2 separate regions of the Homo sapiens genome follow, and region 1 is linked to region 2. Evidence: read pairs that join two places in POLR2A ChIA-PET (ENCODE). Cell type or tissue: OCI-LY7. All regions are shown on one strand. Each heading gives the region's core, and the rest is flanking DNA. Links, peaks and the distances in the headings are about the cores only. Region 1 has its middle 49 kb from the start of MIR4453. Region 2 overlaps TMEM154 (transmembrane protein 154).

Region 1 (5,385 bases), core at 228-5,227, 50 kb after region 2:
GCTGGGCAATTGATAAAGAAAAAAGTATTTGGCTTACAGTTCTGCAGGCTGTAAAAGCATGGAGCCAGTATTGCTTGTGGCAAGAGCCTCATGGCAGAAGGCAAAGGGGGAGCAGGTGCATCACATGGCAAAAAGGAGCAACAGGAAGTAGAGTCTCTCTGGGAGGCTCTGCCCCTATGGCAGGCTTCTGCTTGGGCACTCAGGCTTTCCCATATATGCTCTGAAATCTAGGTAGAAACTGCCGAGCCTCCTTCACTGTTACATTCTGTGCACCTGCTGGCTTAACACTGCATGGAAGTTGCCAAGTCTTACAGTGACTTGCACTCTTCAAAGTAACAGCCCAAGCTGTGCCTGGGATCGTTTGAGCCCCAGTGGGGATGGGGGGAGCAGTGTCCCAAGGTTGCACAGGGCAAGGGACCATGGACCTGGCCCCTGGAGCCATTCTTTCCTCCTAGGCCTCCAGGTCTGTGATGGGAGGGACTACCTCAGAGATTTCCGAAATGCCTTCTAGGCCTCTTGGCTATAAGCACTTGACTCCCTTTTAATCATGCAAATCTCTCTAGCAAGTGGTTGCTCCTTACCCTACTTGTATTTCTGTCCTGAAATGCTTTTTCCTTCTCCACTATATGGCCAGGTTGTGATTTTTCCAAACATTATGCTCTGCTTCCCTTTTAAACATAAATTCCAACTTTAAGTCATTTCTTTGCTCCCATATCTGATGGTAGGTTGTTAGAAGCAGCCACTCAGCATGTTCAATGTTTTGCTGCTGAGAAATTTCCTGCACCAGATACCCTAGGTCATCACTCTCAAGTTCAACCTTCCACAGAGCCCTAGAACATAGGCACAATGCAGCCAAGTTCTTTGCTAGGGTGTAACAAGGGTGACCTTTGCTCCGTTTCCCAATAACTTCCTCATTTCCATCTGAGACCTGCTCAGCCTGGCTTTCATTGTCCGTGTTTCTATCAGTATTTTGGTCACAATCATTTAACTAGTCTCTAAGAAGTTCCAAACTTTCCTGTCTTCTTCTGAGCCCTCAGAAGTTTTCCAGCCTCTGCCCATTACCCAGTTTCAAAGCTGCTTCCACATCTTCATATGTCTTTACAGCAACACCCCATTCCTCAGTACGAATGTTCTGTTAGTCCATTTTGCATTGCTGTAAACGTATACCTGAGGCTGGGTAATTTGTAAAGAAAAGAGTTTTATTTGGCTCTGGTTCAGCAGTCTGTACAAGCATGGTACCAGCATTGCTTCTGGTGAGGGCCTCAGGAAGCTTCCACTCATGGTGGAAGGTGAAGGGGGAGCAGGTGTGTCACATGGCAAAAGAAGGTAAGAAGTAGGAGGGACCCCAGACTCTTTAACAACATCACATGGCAAAAGGAGGCAAAAAGTAGGAGGGACCCTAGACTCTTTAACAATATCACATGGCAAAAGGAGGCAATAAGTAGGAGGGACCCTAGACTCTTTAACAATCAGATCTTGCAGGAACTCACTTATTACTGTGAGGAGGACACCAAGACATTCATGAGGGATCCTCCCCCATGCTCCAAAAACTTCCCTCTAGGCCCACCTTCAGCACTGGGGATCACATTTCAACTTGAGATCCAGAGCGGACAAACATCCAAACTATGGCAGATGGTAAAGTAAGAACCTTCTATTAGTCCTTTTCCTTATTTCTTCAACCTCTCACTGTACAATCAGAAGCTGTCACGTTCATTAACCTCAATTCTTATAAGCATGAAGTAAAACAAGTATGAGCAGGCAGGAATAAACCTCCTCACATCCCTGTTCCTGAAGAGGTGCTGCTTACCTGGTTTTACCACTCTCTAGGGTGGTCTGTCCACTCTGGAGTCTGGATTGCAGTTGGCAGTGGGGTTCATGAAGGACAGCTTTCTTTCTTTAACAAAGCCTCCAAATTTTTTTTAACTCAGAGCTTTATATACAGCTCAAAAATAAGTTCAGACTGATTGAATCCATACTCTGACAACTAACAATATAGAGTTAACCAAATAGTTAACCCAATCAAAATGTATATCTACTAAAAATATAAAAAATGTATAGAGCAGTTCCGGTGTTAACCTTTAATCTCTCCTCACTGAGGATTTAATTTGATTCTTAGCCAGATTTCACAGGGGTCACTGTGTCTGTGCTGGGCTCTCAGGGTCTACTTTCCCTAGACATTTTTCATTCAGAATCCTCTTCTAGGCTCCATGCTGTTCTTCATCCATGCCTGTCACCACCAAAATGGTCATTTCCTTGCATGAAGGCTCTTCGTTAATTTTCTTTCCCCATCTGCAGTTGCCCAAAGCACTCCCTTTAAGAACAGAAACTTTGTCAACTGTGTTTCTGTCGTAAGCCAGATATGTATGAGTGTGGAGCAGAAGGCAAGTGTTCCCTCTGTCAATACACACGCAGCAAGTGCCTGCAGCGGCCGCCTGTTACCCAGGAAATTCTTTCTTTCTCTCTCAGTTGATCCTTTGCTCTGTGTTGAGCTGTCCCCACAAGCTCTCATAGAAGTAGAGAGGATGTTTATAACATCTAGTTTTAGTACAATCTTAAAAAAAATCTCCTATCTTGCCCGGAAGTCATGGCTGATATAAACACCCTGGTTTTGCTATTCAACCCTTCTCAGTGTCGGCTCTCCTCAGTTTCTGTTTCTAATACGGGCATATTTGCTCCCTTGGGTTGGTAACTTTGCATCTTAACAAGTCCCTGTCTCCCCACCACCCCACACACTCAGGCAAAAATGCCACTTCTGATGTGGGGATTATTCCATTTAAAAGAAAAACTGAGGGCCTCTGGGAGGGCCTGCCTGGTCACTCAGCCCAGATCTCCTTAGACCTGATTATATATTTGAGCTATTTCCTTTTTGATCAATTGAAACATGCTGATACAATGTGTGATGGTTAATACTAAGTGTCACCTTGATCGGATTGAGGATGCAAAGTATTGTTCCTGGTTATGTCTGTGAGGATGTTGCCAAAGGAGATTAACATTTGAGTCAGTAGACTGGGAGAGGCAGACCCACCCTCAATGTGGGTGGGCACCATCCAATTAGCTGCCAGCACTGCTAGAATAAAGCAGGCAGAAGAAGGTGGGAGAGGTTGACTTACTGAGTCTTCCGGCTTTCATCTTTCTTCTGTACTGGGTGCTTCCTGCCCTTGAACATCAGACTCCAAGTTCTTCAGCTTTTGGACTCTTGGACTTAGACCAGTGGTTTGCCGGGGCTCTCGGGCCTTCGGCCACAGACTGAAGGTTGCACTGTTGGTATCCCTACAGTGAGGTTTTGGGATTCAGACTGGCTTCCTTACTCCTCAGCTTGCAGATGGTCTATTGTGGGACTTCACCTTGTGATCGTGTGAGTCAATACTCCTTAATAAACTCCCCTTCATATATACATCTATTCTATTAATTCTGTCCCTCTAGAGAACCCTTATACATAATGCTGCAGCCAAAGATACACATGTAATTACTTAAATCAATACATACTTCTAGGCCAGGCACAGTGGCTCACGCCTGTAATCCCAGCACTTTGGGAGGCCCAGGTGGGTGGATCACCTGAGGCCAGGAGTTCAAGACCAGCCTGGCCAACATGGTGGAATCCCATCTCTACTACAAATACAAAAATTAGCTGGGCATGGTGGCACACACCTGTAATCCCAGCTACTCAGGAGGCTGAGGCAGGAGAATTGCTGGAACCTGAGAGGTGGAAGTTGCAGTGAGCTGAGATTGTGCCACTGAACTTAAGCCTGGGCGACAGAGTGAGATTTTGGCTCAAAAAAAAAAAAAATGTCTGTTCATCTTTGCCATTATGGTAGATAATAAAGAATTTGCATACGTTTTGTATAGTTAAATAAAGTAATAAACATCTAAAGGAATATTATAAAATTATCTTGCTTTCTAGTTCTATAATGTCACTTACTGCACACTCCTTCCCTTCTGAAACATTTGAATAGACTGGCTAATTCACACTATTTGATATTTTGAACTGCCTACCAAATTAACAAAATGGAAGGAATTCAAGCCAGGTATTTTCTAAAAATGCATTTTTCATAAACCAGGAAGGGATATCCAACTCTGAGAGAATCCCAGATGTTTGAACATTTTATCAGAACCCGTTTCATGATGATATACCCCTTTTGTCACTCATTTTGTCAGATCAAATGACTTCTTTATTTTTGCTGATAATTCAACAAGAGCAGCCTTGTTTAACAGTTATTGACATTATCTCTTCCCATAAACACTGGCAGAGGAAAGTTCTGAATTCTTAAAGATGGCCTTTCTCTATGATGCTTCTGTGATTATTTCCACCAGCATCTTCCACCTTCAGTAAAACAAGGGAAATGGCAGGTAGGCAGTTTGATAAGTAGGGGTAGTGTGAATATGTGGGGTATATGAGCCTAGAGAGGAGGGTGGGGAAGTAATTAAAATGAGGAGAATAGATGAACTGCCCTAGGGAGAGGATATTGTGAGAGAATAAATGAGGGCCCTGGATTGGAGCCTGGAAAATCCCAACATTTAAAGACCATGTTGTGGAGGAGAAGCCGGAAAAGAGCCTGAGAAGGAATGGCTGAAGAAGCAGGAAGGGCGCCAGGGGAACGTGAGGTCGGGAAAGCAGGCAGGAGAGTGTCTGGAGAAGGTGGAGAGGGATCGTCTCTCATCGCAAGAGGAGAAACTGTAATGGAGTGGTCAAAGCTGATGCCATATGAAAGCCAGGGAGAAAGTGAAAGGCACTGTGGTTTTATTTATTATGTTTGTTTGTTCTTTCCAACTTTTGTTTACATTCGGGGTACATATACAGGTTTGTTATATAGGTAACTTTGGTGTCACAGGGGTTTGGTGTACAGATTTTTTCATCTCCCAAGTCATAAGCATAGCACCCAACAGGTAGTTGTTCGATCCTCACCCTCCTCTCACCCTCCATCCTCAAGTAGATTCCAGTGTCTATTGTTCCTTTCTTTGTGTCCATGTGCACTCAGTGTTTAACTTCCACTGGCAGGTGAGAACATGTAGTATTTGGTTTTCTCTTCCTGCATTGATTCACTTAGGTTAATGATCTCCAGCTCCATCCATGTTGCTGCAAAGGATATGATCTTGTTCTCTTTTCTGGCTGCGTAGTATTCCATGGTGTATATGTACCAAATTTTCTTTATCTACTCCACCCTTGATGGGCATTTAGCTTGATTCCATATCTTTGCTATTGTGAATTCACTGTGGTTGTAAATGCTCTGTTTGGTTCAATTGTGTATAAAGTTTAGTTTACAAGTAAAATCTCCCTGACAGCACAAGTCTGAAAGTTAAGCAAAATGTCTAATATCCTGTAGGAGCCTTCATTCCTGGAAAGAATAAGAATAAATGAACTTATGGAGAATTTGTAAATTAAAGGAT
Region 2 (5,385 bases), core at 186-5,185:
AATGAAACCACCTAGCTAGGTTTTATTTTTATCTTAATTTTTTTTTTTCGAGACTGAGTTTCATTCTTGTTGCCCATGCTGGAGTGCAATGGTGCAATCTTGGCTAACTGCAGCCTCTGCCTCCTGGGTTCAAGCAGTTCTCCTGCCTCAGCCTCCCAAGTAGCTGGGATTACAGGTACCCACCACCACGCCTGGCTAATTTTGTATTTTTAATAGAAATGGGGTTTCACCACATTGGTCAGGCTGGCCTTGAACTCCTGACCTCAGGTGATCCATCCACCTCAGCCTCCCAAAGCGCTGGGATTACAGGCGTGAGACACCGCACCCGGCAGTAGCTAAGTTTTAAAGCACCACGCAAGTGAAACTAATTATTCTTATGCAGTGGCAATTGTTCTTCCCCCTCCCACACTGGGATTTTAAAAGATTATTTTTAGGGCAGTTTTAGGTTTACAGCAAAATTGAGCAGAAAATACAGAGTTCCCATATACCCTCTGCCCTCACACATGCACAGCCTCCCCCATTATCAACGTCCCCCATCAGAGTTCTACATTTATCACAATCAATCAACCTACATTGACACACCATTATCACCCAAAGTTTTCCATTGGCTTTTACCTTGTGCATGATTCTTCCTCTGTCATTGAAGTAGTATACAGGTGAATTTAATGCTTCAGAAAGTATGTAACAGTCATTAAAAATTGAATTTAGTGGAAGACACACTTCTCCTTTCTCCTGATAAACAAAGCCTTCTGGAATTCATTTACAGGGTTCCACTTTCCTTGATGCTAGAAAGACATGCCTGACATAGAACCTCTGTTATCTATTAAGTCCATAGAACCTACGACCACCATGCTTCTGGGAAAAGGGAGTCAATCTGATAACCATCCTACACTGAATATACCACATTGTGTGCAAAGACTTCAACTCTTCAAGCTTGTCTTGTTAGGGTCTGTAATCTCAGGCCTTTCAGAACTTTATCCTTGTCTCATTGGCCAGTCTTGTTCATTACTTTCCTCTGTCCTCATTGAATGGATATTCTTCCTGAGCTATGGAATCCGAAAGACAGCACAGGATTTTAATAAGGACCAGAGATGTACAAAATACTATGAGAAGTGGACACTATGGTTTTCATGTTTGAAAGAAATCAATAGGAAAAGCAACAAAGGAATCATGGGGGAGGGGAGTGTTTCATATTCTTATTTTCCATCTTAGCATCTTTTCCGTGATTCATACCTGCTATGTGCCTGGCACTGCCCAGGGGCAAAGTGTCAGTGGGAGGAGGGTGCTAGGAGGGGTCTGCCCTCAAGTTGAAGAGAATTTCATCCCTGATCTGGTTAAGCATTGCCAACACATGGTAACGACAGAAAACAGATCCTTTTGGTTGGTTTTATTATTGTTTTAACTTCTGTGTAGAAAACACACTCCCTTATTGCCTAACCCCACACTCACAACACCCTCCCAAATGCCACTAGATAGTGGTGCAAACAAGAAAAAGTCCCTTTTATCATGACTCTTCCAATCTAGCCAGCCTCTTCCTTCTTCTGGAGGCATTTGTAGTTAGACGGTTTCCTGAAAGCTTCGTGTTTCTGTCTCTGCAATCTCAGATGAATAACCACAGACAAGGAATCGCAAATATTAGCCAAATGCCTGTCTTCTTTCCTCTTATATCTCTTGACCACAGGGATGATTTTACATTAAGCAGCAACATAGGGAAAGATTAGGGAAAGAATTAGATGTGGTTCTGCTCAAGTGGATTTATAATTTTGAAAATACAGTAATAATTACAGCAATAGTAAGACATTTACATCACATTTTCTATATGCTAGTGCCTAAGAAATTAACTAAGAGAGAGTGACAGTATATCTGTTCTTATAATAATTCTACTGTTTATTCTATAGTTTATGTTTCTGAGCTCGATGTCATTATAAAAAGGAGTTGCTTCACTATTTTTCAGGAAAAATTTAGGTTAGTTTAATAGAGAATTTTGTGGATTTCTTCCTGTTTCATCCCTTCTCTTTGTCATTTTTTGAGAAAGTATAATTTTTGATGTAGGTTTTCAAAAGACATTTATTGAGCACTTAATATGTGCCTGACACTGTCTACATCATGTCAAAACAACCAGTTAAAAATAAAATAATTTGAGTAAACTTAGAACTCAGAGAGGTTAAGTGGCTTGTTCAAGTTCACATGGCAGGTTCGTAGCTGATAAAGCTCAATCTAGAGAAAAGTTTCTTTTAAAAATGTATTTTCATTCTCTTTTATTATTTTGTTAAAATAAGAGATATTTCATAAATTAAAAGACAAATTATAGATTAGAAAAAGAAGAACACTCAGCAGCAAGAAAGCCAGCCACCATGAGGCTAATACAGGAAAGTACTCGGTGAATGGTGTGTCTGTCACTCAGCACAGTCATTGACAACACTTAACCATTAATTGCAAGAAAACAGCAGTTTTATGCGAGCTTTTTTTGGCCTGTCTGCTCAGTTAAATCTTTGTGACCACTTCTAATTTTTTTCTTTGTGCAGAGGCTGCTTTCCTCTTTTCTTCTTTAGTCCCTCAAAGTCATTTAAACGTATATAGATCCTTCTTGACTTACAGTGGGGTTAGGTCCAGAGAGACACATTGTAAGTAAAAAAATCTGAAGTCAAAAATGCATGATATTTTCAAATTATAATGTTTATCTAGAGATAGCCCCATCATAAGTCAAGGAGTGTAGTGAATACATATCAATTTTGCTCCATTGTAAAGTCAAAAAAATTGTAAGTTAACCACTGTAAGTCAGGGATCATCTGTAATTCAAGTATTAAGTGTCAGATTCTCTCAAATCTGAGCTTGATATTATGAGGGATACAAAGTAACAGTTTATAATCCTGCAGGATGATAACCTCAAATAATATTATTAAAACACAGATGCACGTGCGCACGTGTGTGTGTGCATGTATGTGTTGGATGAGAGAAGATGTACTTACTTTTAAAAACCACAGCATTGCTTGAATAGTGGCCCAGATTATATCCACAACACGGGCATGATCTATGTGCATGACTAGGCTTGCCTCTGATGTTAGCCAGATGCATTACCTCAATCATTCCACCTGAGACCAGGCCTCTTGCAGGAAGGAGAAAGGACATTCTATTGAAGAGAAAGGGAGCCTGATCTAATTGTTATGTGACTTTATGCTAAACTGAACTCTGCACTCCCCACAAAAATGAGTTAGAGAGCATCATAACACAAGAAAGTTTTAACATAGGTTTATTGCCATCTTTGGAGACAGAGTACATGAGCTGTGGTCATAAAGAGGGATTGTTACAAGATAGACTGGTCAGGAGAACAAAGATGACTTATCTAATCCTGACTGCAACAAAGGGGCAATTATGAAACAAGGTATTACAGTTGCATCAGTCCTTATTTAACTGGTAGCATGCCCATTACATGCCTTCTTAAAGAAAACAATACAATGATGCTTTCTAATCAATTAAATTTGGTTTTATTTGTCAGCCTGTTACTATACAGGATTTTGGGAAAGGTGTTCCACTTTCTTTTTTTTTTTTTTTTTTTTTTTTTTGAGATGGGGTCTCACTCTCTTGCCCAGACGACTAGAGTGCAGTGGTGTGATCTCAGCTCACTACAGCCTCAACCTTCTCAGTCTCAGGCAACCCTCCCACCTCAGCCACCCAAACATAAGGTATAAGGTTGGTGCAAAAGTAATTGCAGTTTTTGCCATTACTTTTAATAGCTGGGACTACTGACACGAGCCACCATGCCCAGCTAATTTTTGAATTTTTTGTAGAGACAGTGTCTCACTATGTTCCCCAGGCTGGTCTCGAACTCATGGGCTCAAGTGGTCCTTGAGGCTCAAGTGCCCTGGCCTCCCAAGTTGCTAGGATTACAGGCATTTGCCACCACACTTGGCCCACATTCTTAAAATATCTGTCTAACATTCCTAGAAAAATTGCTTGCTAATGTTACCATCATAGTTAAGTTACCAAAACTGCTTTCAAACTAAAGGTTTGAAAAGGGATCACTTATTTGATGTGTTGCAATTCTGTGACAGTTTGCTAAGATCTTTTTAACAGAGAACTCTAGGACTTTTCAGAATTAAAAATGTCTAGGTTTATTTGATGATTCCACAGAGAAAATAAATAGCCAAAAAGACAGCAGGAAACATATCTAACTAAATAAAGGAAGGAGCATTTGGGAGAGAATGCCTCCAGGCACAAGTGGCAGGCCAGGTCCCAGCTTGCTGCTTTACTGACATGCCTGATGTCCATCCCAGCACCAGTAAGAGCTGCTACACTCTGGGAGTGGCCTGATGTCCCACAGGCGAGGCAACTAGTAGCAGAGCTTTGTCCGTTGCTCACGGTCCACAGAGCTGTGGCAGTGGGCACCATAGCTTGAGCTTCTTTTCCTCTTTGGTGCTTTAAGTTAAACAAGTTCTTGTTGATGGACAGTGTCCCACAGTGAGCCTTCAAAATGCTTCTCCTTAGAAATTTAAAGTTTGTTTTGGAACATGGTTGCTGAAAGCCTTTGGATATTTGAAACAATATTCATGCTAGTGTTTTACCAACAAACACTGGCTACTTATGTAAAACCTGCAAAATAAGGATTACTAACATTCATTCATGTGTCTGTGTGTCAGGCCTGGAGTATGGTATTTCACCTGCATTTTCTCATTTATTGTTTACAAAACAATAAAGCTCATGGTATGTTATGTATGTTTTGCAGGTGAGATGAGATAAGAAACTCCGGCTAAGAAAGGTTAATTTGCCTAATGTCACATAGCAAGAAAGTGAACCCTGATTCAGACTCAGGACAACTGACCCAGGGCTCTTATCTACTATGCTAAAAAAGCCACTCGTTAGCACACACCAACATTGGTAATATCATAAAAATGGCACAAACGTAAACTACCCAGGGATAAACTTAACTGAAAAAATGCAGGTGATAATATAAAATGTTCAGATTCTTATTGTGGGACATAAAAGACTTAAACGAATGGAGAGGTATACTGTGTTCCTGATGAAAGACTCAACCATGTAAAAATGGTCATCTTAAATTCAACCCAGTCATCTTAAAAATCCCTATGCACATTTCATCTGGAAGAATAACTGGTTACAAATAGCCAGGATAATTCTAAAAGAAGGAAAAAGTGAAATTGTAAGATGGAATAAGGGTGGGGACTTCACAGGGAGCGTGTCATGCTTGATCAACAATTAAAACAGTGTACACTTGGAATCAAACTAGAATTAACATTTCATAGCAAGTGCATTATTTAATAAATAGTCTTGGGACAACTGACTAACATTTGGGGGGAAATTTAGAGCTCAACCTCATGCTTTATACTAAAATATACTCCAGGTGAGTTTGAGTGTTAAAAAGAAAGAAAA

What was found. ChIA-PET counts read pairs that join two places held together with the same protein. Peaks named below come from ENCODE experiments on the same cell type or tissue, not always from the same donor. Only the 100,000 strongest peaks of a DNase experiment are listed, where the experiment ranks them.
Region 1: POLR2A ChIA-PET joins it to region 2 with 5 read pairs; 7 of 35 experiments call an interaction of 5 or more read pairs at or near these places.

The regions. Positions count from the first base shown.
Region 1 is chr4:152,582,364-152,587,748 of GRCh38, reverse strand. No RefSeq gene overlaps it. Among named protein-coding and RNA genes, the nearest start is that of MIR4453, 49 kb to the right of the region's middle. In OCI-LY7, for the core only: no CTCF peak of the experiment used is centred there; a DNase peak (open chromatin) is centred at 2,628; H3K4me3 peaks cover 485 bases.
Region 2 is chr4:152,632,210-152,637,594 of GRCh38, reverse strand. All of the region lies in intron 6 of TMEM154 (transmembrane protein 154), which reads left to right. Among named protein-coding and RNA genes, the nearest start is that of TMEM154, 45 kb to the left of the region's middle. In OCI-LY7, for the core only: no CTCF peak of the experiment used is centred there; no DNase peak of the experiment used is centred there; H3K27ac peaks cover 491 bases.